Regions from separate parts of the Homo sapiens genome. Here region 1 is linked to region 2. A link is a loop called in an ENCODE intact Hi-C map of the cell type or tissue named here. Cell type or tissue: GM12878. All regions are shown on one strand. Links, peaks and the distances in the headings refer to the core of each region. The heading gives the core; the rest is flanking DNA.

Evidence for each region. Hi-C counts contacts between places; a loop is a spot of excess contacts. Peaks named below come from ENCODE experiments on the same cell type or tissue, not always from the same donor. Only the 100,000 strongest peaks of a DNase experiment are listed, where the experiment ranks them.
Region 1: a loop joins it to region 2, with 3 times the contacts of the local background. A loop is called at or near these places in 2 of 110 quality-filtered maps.

Annotation. Positions count from the first base shown.
Region 1 is chr2:195,332,532-195,337,915 of GRCh38, forward strand. The region is part of intron 1 of LOC105376755 (a long non-coding RNA gene); the gene reads right to left. Among named protein-coding and RNA genes, the nearest start is that of LINC01825, 200 kb to the right of the region's middle. In GM12878, for the core only: no CTCF peak of the experiment used is centred there; no DNase peak of the experiment used is centred there.
Region 2 is chr2:195,557,266-195,562,649 of GRCh38, forward strand. No RefSeq gene overlaps it. Among named protein-coding and RNA genes, the nearest start is that of LINC01827, 15 kb to the right of the region's middle. RefSeq lists an enhancer at 2,346-2,395. In GM12878, for the core only: no CTCF peak of the experiment used is centred there; DNase peaks (open chromatin) are centred at 2,406, 4,206 and 5,044; H3K4me3 peaks cover 1,191 bases; H3K27ac peaks cover 4,106 bases.

The sequences.
Region 1 (5,384 bases), core at 153-5,152, 220 kb before region 2:
TCATTAAAACATGGTTGATGCCATGAATTAAATCACTGTTTTTTCATTTGTACTTGTACAAATTAATTTCAAATACAATCAAGAAAGTAAATATAGCAGACATCTTCTGTCTTGAAAGATACACAGAATACTTGGTGGAGATTTTAATGTGGTTATTAGTATTCAACCTATTATCAAAAAGCCTCTTCTTTAATTATCAGTCTTTTGCATTTAACATCTTTTATCAAGATTAAGAGGTTCACATTTTTAACATTTTGCACTTGTTTTTGAATGAATAGTTTCATGCAAGTCCCAAGTGTGAGTTTAGCAGAATTTCAATACTTCGATATTTATACAGATTTCTAAACTAACCCAGAGGTCACTTTGAATCTATCTTTCTTCTTATCTATTTTATTGTATTTCTACTTCAGTTATTCTCTAACTATATCACTTTTCAAAGAATCATATTGTATAATTCAGTCAGTGGATTGCTTTTATTTCTATTACCATTATCTATCATTTGACTTGTTGAGTAACTATAATTATCAGAAAGCTTTTCTTTAAACTTTTGGGCAAAGATGATGGGCATTAAGTTTGCAACTATCAATATTGCCCAAAATCAAAGCTTTCACATGAAAAAAATTCTTTCCAAATTCGCTTAATTTTAGAAATACAAAACATAACTAAACAGCAGCTTCAACTAGGGCAAGCCCAGAAATACATTTAGTAAACCATGTTCAATCTTTTCAAAATTCAAAGATATGCCCTTCTACACTCTAAAAGTGTCTGAACATTCATTTTTGAAGTTATTTTTAAATACACTCCTCCAATAAATTAAAATTCACATTATCCTACATTAAAAATATTAGGACAGCATGAAGTCATTTGTAAGACTTTTTTCAAAAAGTTAATCATAAATGCTTAAGAATAAGAATCTTTGAGGAGTCATTTAACCTACATATACACCCACCTCCACCAATTTTGGAGACAACTGCATCAAACATACCCCAGCCAGATGGAAATCTAAATCTTATAAGAAACAAATTCTATAATCCACTACTCACTGTCAGGAAATTCTCCTTTATGTTTAAACTACAAAGCTCAGGCTACAGATTAAGCCTGTTTCCTCTAGTTCTATTCCTGGTGGAGGAGAAAAACAGATGGACACAGTCCGTCATGTAGTTGAAAACAATAATTAGGTCACTTCTTTCTCCAACATAAGGCAGAAAAAAGTTCTTTGGGTATTTTTGTATGTATTTTATTTCCTAATCATGTAAGTGGAGGCCTTCTGTGCAAAAAAATCAGCTGGTAGGCAATGCTTGTTCTTAGGAGTCTCATCTTCCAGGTATCAGCAACCTCATGTTCCCTCCCTGTTTGTCCCTGTCTGAAATACCTTAGAATCATTGCAGAAGAATATGAGATAGAAATGAGAGGAACAAGGGCTTCATCAGTTAAATGAGCCTAGTGCTTCATTTTGGCCTGAGAGCTTAATGGATCTGCAGTGAAGCAACAGTCATACAGCACATTGAGATACCAAGTGAAAGAGGTGCAAGTTCCTATTAAGGAGTCTGAGCAGTGAAGAATCTACATAAGCAATAATGGGAACTGCAGGTGTGCATTCAGCATCTGGGACTTCTATCTCAAGGCAAAGTGTTTTTCATTTCAGAAAAGCTGAAGGGCAAGAATGGCCATTGGAATAAAAACTTAAATTGGGTCTAGAATGGAGAGCAATCTGAAGACCTCAGCCATATGGAGAAAGTGTAAGAAAACTTGGAGAACGTGGAGGTATTACCAGCTTCCTACAACCTGCATCAGAGGTTAACACAGAACACAAGGGAGGAAGGCAGACATCAGTAGCAGAGAGCTCACATTTGGTTCACAGACATTCATGCCTTGATGGAGCCAACTTGATAAAAATTTACCATGCAGGATTTCAATCTTAATTAAGAATTAAGCTTTTCAATTATGTATTCATATTTTTTTAGTATTTACCACAAACATCTACTATGGAAATAGCAGTGAGAAAAACAGGGGAAAAAATTCCTGCTTTATGGAGCTTACATTCTAGTGTGACAAAATATAAACAAGATAATAAGATACATTATATAGTGATAAATGCTATAGTGAAAAAACACAAAAGTATGGCTTTTTTTTTTTTTTTTTTTGGCAGCTGCAAGATTTCATAGAGTGAAAACAGAGCTCCCATACAATGGGAGGAGACCCAAAGGGGGTTTCCACCGCCAGTTCAAATGCTTGGGTTTATATCCCGATCATTGTCCCTCCCCCTGTGCTCTCAGGCGATACATGATTTGACTATTTCTTTACCTCCTGCTTTTAGTCTAACTGGTATTTTAGTGAGCCCTCTTTACTACCTGATTGGTCAGGTGTGAGCTGAGTTACAAGCCCCATGTTTAAAGGTAGGTGCTGTCACCTTCCCCAGCTAGGCTTAGGAATTCTTAGTCGACCTAGGAAATCCAGCTAGTCCTGTCTCTCAGTTCCCCTTCTCAACAGGAAAACCCAAGTACTGTTGGGGAGGTTGCCTGACGACCGCTCTAACTGCTTCCTGCTGAATTGGGGTGTAATAGGGGTCATGCAGTTGAGATTTCCTCTGGAGAGGTGCCTTCGATGTCATGAACATTGGAGCATGGGCTAGCAGGCCAGTCCAGCAGTCCACGGTAGATCTTAGTCATGGGCTGCATCTGGGGCTCCATTTGAAGAACGATTTGTAGTTTTACAGTTTGATTCTGGAAGAGACAAACTTAACAAGGAGGTTAAAGATACAGGGATTGAAATGTATGGCCTGAAGTGTAGGGGATTATTTCTTTGGCACACTTCACAGGCCCTTGATAGTTTTGCAAAGGCTTGGCCCAGTAAATGATTTGACCATCTGATGGGTGCTATCAATGTCTGAGTAAAAGGTTTGGTGAAGGATTTTAAGTAATTTCCACTGGTTAGCTGCAGGCAAAAGTATTTTTCCTTCTTTGGTGGCTAGCCATCCTGAGGGGAGGAAACTATGTCCTTGTGAGGGTCCCCATTCTATTTCTTCGGCTGAGTACTGGGGCTTGGTTTCCTGGAGGGGATTACCCCATACTAGGGGTCTTTCTATAAGCTTTTCTAACAGAGGGTCCCGCCTTGTGGCTCTTTTGGCTTCAATATCCACTTGCCGGTTCCCTTCTATTTCCCTTTGTTTTCCTTTCTGATGACCCCATCTCTTCAGGTTTCTGTACAGCCAATAACAATCTCTTAATGGCTTCCTGATGTTTGATAGGAGTTCCCTCAGAAGTTAGGAATTCCCTTTCTCTCCATATTGCTGCGTGGGCATGGAGGACTAGGTAAGCATACTTAGAGTCTGTATATATATTTACCCTTTTTCCTTCTCCTAATTCTAGTGTATAATGGCCCCTGGTTTTGCTAGGATGTCTCTCCCTAACAAAGGAGTGGGGCTTTCAGGCATAATTAGAAAGGCATAAGAAAAGAGTAAAGTTCCCCAGTCACAAGTAGTGGCTGGGAGAAGTATCTAATGACTGCCTGTCCTAGGACCCCTCGGATAGTGACAGATCTGGAGGACAGTTGTCTGGAACAAGAGAGTAAGACTGAGAAGGCTGCGCCAGTGTCCAGGAGACAGTTAGCGTCTTGGCCCTCAATGGTCAAGCATACCCGGGGCTCTGTGAGGGTGATGGCATGGGCTGGCGCTTGCCCCGGGCACCCTCAGTCCTGCTGCTGGATCATCTAGTTAGTGGCTTCTGACTCAGAGGACCTTCGTCCCCTGGGGCAGTGGGCCTTCCAGTGATTCCCTTAACATAAGGGGCATGGACGAGGGGGCGGCTTATTTCTATTCAGACAATCTTTTTTAAAGTGTCCTTGTAGACCGCACTGGAAGCAAGCCCTATTAAGCGTTTGATTTGCCCAGCCTTTCCCTTTTCCAGAGCCTCCAAAGTCCACTTGCCTGAGGGCCATGACTAAAGCGGTGGCCTTTTTTCTTTTATCCCATTTGTCCCGTTCTGCCTGCTCCTCCTGATCTCTATTATATAAAACCAAGGTTGCCAAGTTCAATAGGGTTTCTAAGTTTTGCTGCGGGCCTAAGGTGGACTTTTGAAGTTTTTTCTAATGTCTGCAACTGACTGAGTGATAAACTTATCCTTTAAGATTAGTTGACCTTCAGTAGAGTCAGGTGACAGAGAGATACGCTTCCTCAATGCCTCCCTTAGTCTCTCCAGAAAAGCAGTAGGATTTTCTTCCTTTCCCTGTGTTACAGTGGACATCATTGAATAATTTATAGGCTTCTTCCTAGTTTTCCTTAGTCCTTCTAGCACGCAAGTTAGCAAATGTCTGTGGCACCAATATCCATGTTCTGATTCTGTGTCGCAGTGAGAGTCTACACTAGGAACTGCCTGCTGGCTTGTGAGGAATTGCTCTCCTTCTTCTGTTGTCATCCTATTATTGACCTGACTGAGATACCAGAGATCGCCAAACTCTTGGGCTACAGTTATGGTGGCACTTCTCTCATTTGGGGTTAGTGTCTGATCTAGCAGTAACATTGTATCTCTCCATGTCAGATCAAAGGATTGTCCTAACCCTTGTAAAACACCAATATAGTCATCAGAGTTATCTGAGAATTTACCTAGGTCTATTTTAGTTTGCTTCAAGTCTGACAGGGTAAAAGGTACATACACTCTGACTGGGCCAAATTCTCCAGAATACATCTTAGTGGAGTTTTTCCTTGCGGGGAACGTTTCCCATCTGAAAAAAGAACATATGGATGCCAGCAGCCCTAGTCATTTTCCAATGAGCATTAGTCATAGAGCATCCTTGATGGTCCTAATGCTTATTCCTTTCCAGGGTGCATAACCACCCATGGACCTCTGCTTATCGGATTAGTTACGCTCACCGATGTAGCAGTCCTACACCTGTTTTCCCGCCTTTCTTGACCACAAAGAAAGGGGTCTGGGCTGCTGGATTCTAGTGGTCCTTTACCACCATGCCTAACATTGCCTTTGTGCTCAGGGGTGAGTTCTAGAGCTGGGCTGGGTTCCTGAGTATTTCATAACAACCCAGCTGCCCCATCAAGATGCATTCCCATAAACAACAATTCTTATGCAAATTTGTTTCAGAGGGGGTGTAGGTAACCTTTTGAGTCAGGATTGAGATAGAGTTTCTTGATTCTGTAAGTATTTTAAGGCTTGGCTGAGTGCAAACAGCTTGTACCTTTGAACAGACCAATTATTAGGCAATTTTCCTAACTGCTTCTATAAGAGTTTCCCTATCAGTTACTGAATACCCATTGTGGTTTTTTGTTTTTTTTTTCAATCACCCAGGAGGAACCATCTATCATCCTGTCCTGAAGGGAGTTTCTCCTAGGTCTGGTCGGACTTTTGTATGGTAGTTAAGATTTAAATCCCCTGTTA
Region 2 (5,384 bases), core at 257-5,256:
AAAGACCAAAATGTACTGTGATATAGTGAAAAGAATAACAACATAGAAGTTTAAAAACTTGAAACATAGGCCGGGCACAGTGGCTCACACCTGTAATCCCAGCACTCTGAGAGTCCAAGGTAGGCGGATCACCTGAGGTCAGGAGCTCAAGACCAGCCGGGCCATGGTGAAACCCCGTCTCTACTAAAAATACAAAAAATTAACCGGGCATGGTGATGTGCGCCTGTAATCCCAGCTACTTGGCAGGCTGAGGCAAGGGAATCACTTGAACCCAGGAGGCAGAGGTTGCAGTGAGCTGAGATCTCACCATTGCACTCCAGCCTAGGCAACAAGAACAAAACTCCATCTAAAAAAAAAAAAAAAACTTGAAATATAGTCTAAATTGTGCCCACTAATTAGCTGGGTAACTTTGGAAAAAAATGTTTAAATGGGTCTCACTTTACACACTGAGGAAGGCAGGATTTATTGACCTAAACAAAAATCTTTAAGAGCCCTCTTGCTCTATTATTTTCTAATTCTTCAGTTTATCTATTGCATTTTCTCCTTTATTTTTATTATTTTTTGAAATATGATTTTTGGCACATTGATTTAATTTTCTAGTGGTTAAATTATTTGAGACATCATTTAAATTCTTTAAAAATCAGGCCAGGTGTAGTGGCTCATGACTGTAATTCCAGCACTTTGGGAGGCCAAGGCGGGCAGATCACTTGAGGTCAGGAGTTTGAGACCAGCCTGGCCAACATAGTGAAATCCCATCTCTACTAAATAAATAAATAAATAATTTAAAAATCTAAAAAGGAGGCAAGCATGGAGGCTCACACCTGTAATCTCAGCTACTTAGGAGACAAAGGCAGGAGGATCACTTGAGTTCAGGAGTTTGAGACCAGCCTTGGCAATATAGCAAGAAACCATCTCTAAAAAAAAAAAAAAAAATGAAAAGAAAAGAAACAAAAAAAACTAAAAAGGATATAAACTTTTGATTCTAATGCTTTATATAGCAAACATATGATTTAGAATAATTTAAATTATTACATTCAAAATATGTGTTTACTTCAAATATATTTTCAGAAACCTTAAACAATAAAAGTAAATAAATAATGCTTTTTAGCCTCATCCATCTAAAAGCAGGTAGATGGGGAGATGACTCATGACCCAGAACCCCAAGATTCTCAGGTCATGGTCACCTTTTGCCACTCTCACCACCACCTCCAACAAAGCAGTGGAAAAGCCTATATGCTGACCTTGTGGTCCAAGGAGATTTAAAGTGTGGTGGGGCATTGTGGGTTGAACAGTATCCCCAAAAAGATTTGCTCAAGTCTGAACCCCTAAAACCTACAAATGGGACCTTATTTGGAAACAAATAAGAGCCTCGGTGATATAATCAAGTTAAGATGAGGTTATACTGCATTAGAGTATATTTACGGAAAGAGGTATGAACATTCTGACAATCAGTATACACTACTGGTAGGAGTGTAAATTCGTTCAACCCTTGTGAAAAGCAGCATGGCAATTCCTCAAAGAGCTAAAAGCAGAACTACCATTCTACCCAGCAATCCCATATATATCCAGAAGAATATAAATCATTCTACCATAAAGACACACACATGCAAATGTTTATTGCAGCACTATTCACAATAGCAAAGATATAGAATCAACCCAAATGACCATCAATGACAGATTGGATAAAGAGAATGTGATACTTATATACCAGGGAATACTATGCAGCTATAAAAAAAGAACAAGATCATGTCTTTTGCGGGAACATGGATGGAGCTGGAGACTATTATCCTTAGCAAACTAATGGAGGAACAGAAAACCAAATACAATATGTTCTCACTTATAAGTAGGAGCTAAATGATAAGAACTACGAACACAAAGAAGGAAACAAAAGACACTGGGACCTACTTAAGTGGGGAGGGCATCAGGAGGGAAAGAAGCAGAAAAGGTAACTATTGGGTACTTGGCCTAACACTTGGATGATAAAATAATGCATACAACAAACTCCCATGACATTGGTTTACCTATGTAACAAACCTTCCCATGTACCCCACAAACCTAAAATTAAAAGTTTAAACAAGGGGAAAATTTAGACATACACAGAGACAGGGCCATTTGATGATGGAGACAGAGATTGGAGGGTTGCAGCTGCAAGCCAAGCAATGCCAAAAATGTCAGCAAGCACCAGAAGCTAGGGGAGCGGCCCAGGTCAGTTTCTCCCTTAGGGCCTCCAAAAGGAACCAACCCTACCAACGCTGATTTTAGACTCCCAGCCTCCACAACCGTGAAACAAATACAGATGTTTAAGCAACCCAGTTTGTGGTGTCTTGTTACAGCAGCCCTAGGAAACTAAAACTGGGAGCATCAAAGCCATTTCCTGCTCTATTGTGTCCTCGTCCCACAGATGAGCCTAGAAATGCCTGACTTGGCTATGTAAAAATACAGAGAACTTGCCACTTTCATGAGAGGCTGACTGCTCATGAACTGTCACAGGACAGGTGCACTTCATCAGCCTCAGCTCATGCTTTACTCATGGTCTTTGTTGGTTCCTTTGAAAGCAGGATGTGGTTTGCCCCAGCTTCCCTCCTTCTTGGAACCAGCATGTAACGCATACTTGTTTTGAGAGTTTTTTTTTTATTATTATTACTATTGCAGAGAAACAGGGCTTTAAAAAGATTCAAAAGCATTTCAAAACTATGAAAATCTCCCAAATATATAAGTGGTATATGTGGGCTTTGCTGAGATGTCATTGCAGTTTGGCCTGTTTATTGTCATCTGGTACCTGCTCCATAAGGATGACAGTTATTATTTGTAGAATCATTCCATGAGCCACTTCTAAAGATGCAGCTTTATTAGGCCACTGAAAATGGAAAGATGAGATACAGTCTCTGATCTCACAGAAATTACACTTCAGAAGGGACAGAAATATTTAAGCAAATCAGGGCAATAGGTGTTAAAAATTAAAAAGTGTACGTGGCATATTGAGGTGGCATAAGTTAGGTATCATTAATAATTTCAAGAATAAAATGATCTTGAATTGAGATTTGGAAAATATAGATATTTGTCAAGTAGGCGAGGCGAGAAAGGGCATTCCAGCATGGGCAATGGTCCAGGTATGTACACACACATACACACTCACACACACATTGGCAAATTTGAGGGAACTGCAAGTAGTTTATTGTGGGTAGAGTAATATAAAATAGAATTGAAAGCAAGTTTTTTAAAATGAGCCTAAGGGAATACGATAGTAGCAAGAGAGAACTTTGTTCAGAAAATTATTGCATACGTTTCTATTTTTTTTTTCTTGTTTTTGAGACAGGGTCTCACTCAGTCGCCCAGGCTGGAGTGCAGTGGCAAGATCTCAGCTCACTGCAGCCTTGACCTCCCGAGCTCAAGCGTTCCTGCCACCTCAGCCTCCCAAGTAAGTTTCTGAGACTATAGGTGTGCGACACGAAGCCCAGCTAATTTTTTTTTTTTTTTTTTTTTTTTTTGTAGAGACTGGGTTTTGCCATGTTGCTCAGGCTGGTTTTAAACTCCTGAGCTCAAGTGGTCTGCCCACCTCAGCCTCCCAAAGTGCTAGGATTACAGGTGTGAGCCACCATATCCAGCCAGGTTTCTATAGTTTTTTTTTAATAGGTAGCTTTCACATGTGACTCCATGCATCAGAGTAGGTAATTCAAAGAAGAGAACCTCATCAGTTAAGACTCACAATATCATAAGGTAAAAACTAATCCTTTGCTCAAAAGAATGAGAAAAATATTTACTATAATCCCAAAGTGTAGTTGTGGTGGCAGAAGGGAAGAAGAGAAAGGAACAGAAATGAAACAAAAATGATCAGGAGGTAGAGTACACTGGACAAAATAACTGTAGGATGGCTCCCAGTTTTCTTGCATTGGTGACAAGGAGAATGGAGACACTGTAAGCTAAAGGCAAGAAAGACAGTGAGTTCAGTTGTGGGAATATCAACTGTTTAATACCCTATGGGGAAATACTAGTAAAGTTGTCCAGTGAGCATCAGGGATGACGAACTCAGATGACAGGCATGATTGGAATTAGAGATATCAAATGAGCTTATAGTTAGAAGTTGAAGCTAAAAAAAAAAAATGGATAAGCTCAGTCAAATGGGCTTGTAGACTAAGAAAAGAAGGTATGTAATGATTAAGAGCATAGGCTCTGGAGCCAAAATGCTAGCGTCTGGATCATAGCTCCATTACTAGCTAGCCATGTGATCTTAGGCAAATTAACTTCTCTGTTTCAGTTCCTGCAATTATGAGGTTGTGAAAATTAACTGAGTTATTTTATGTAATGTACTTAGAAGTGTGCCTGACCCATAGTAAATATTCAATAATCTGTGAAGAGAGAAAATGGGGACATGGGAAAAGAGAGAGGCAGAGACAGAAAAAGATTGGTGAGAAAGACAGCCAAGGAAAAAAGCGCAATGAAAAGCAGTATACAAGCAGTGGACAAAGAGAAGGGGGCTATAAGAAAGGCTGGAAAGGTGCTAAAGGACGAAAGAAATTAAAACCAGCAAGGAATGTAAGAATCTCAAGATGAAGTGTTGGTTCAAAAGTTGGATCTTGCTGGGTGCGGTGGCTCACGCCTGTAATCCCAGAACTTTGAGAGGCAAGGCAGGCAAATCACTTGAGGTCAGGAGTTCAAGACCAGCCTGGCCAACATGGTGAAGCCCTGACTCTACTAAAAGTACAAAAATTAGCCAGGCATGGTGGAGTGTGCCTGTAATCCCAGCTACTCGGGAAGCTGAGGCACGAGAACTGCTTAAACCCAGGAGGTGGAGGTTGCAGTGAGCGGAGATCTGGCCACTGCACTCCAGCCTGGGCAACAGAGTGACACCCTGTCTCAAAAAAAAAAAAAAAAAAAAAAAAAAAAAGACATTAAGAGTCCACCGGATTGGTATTTGGGTCAGTAGGAGCTCTCCGAGAGTACAGCACAAAAGCAGAAGCAGATGTGTGGGAGGTGTGGGAGGCCACTGCACAACCTCCTCACTAGCCTCCTGCTGTTTTTACCTACTTGTGTGTGTACCTAATAGAATTTTTCTTGATATGAAGGTGCAACCTGAAGATTTAGCATTTTCTTTCAATTTAGTCAGCTTCCTGTTTTTCATGCAAATTGGTCTGGAGAGAGCCGTTTTAAGTAGATAAAACAAATTCGCAAAAATTGTATTACTTGTATTATCACCTTCCCCAGTTCCACCACTATCAGTCAACATCGCCTGCTCTTTCCCAAGGATAACAGTGATGATGGCAGAGAAACAGCAGAGACAATAAGAAAATGCCAAAACAAAAATATAAGAAGATAGAATAAGAACCTGTCTCAATAACTCCACAGCGCTGGAGCGGGAACATCTGTGTATGTGAAAATGTGTTAGG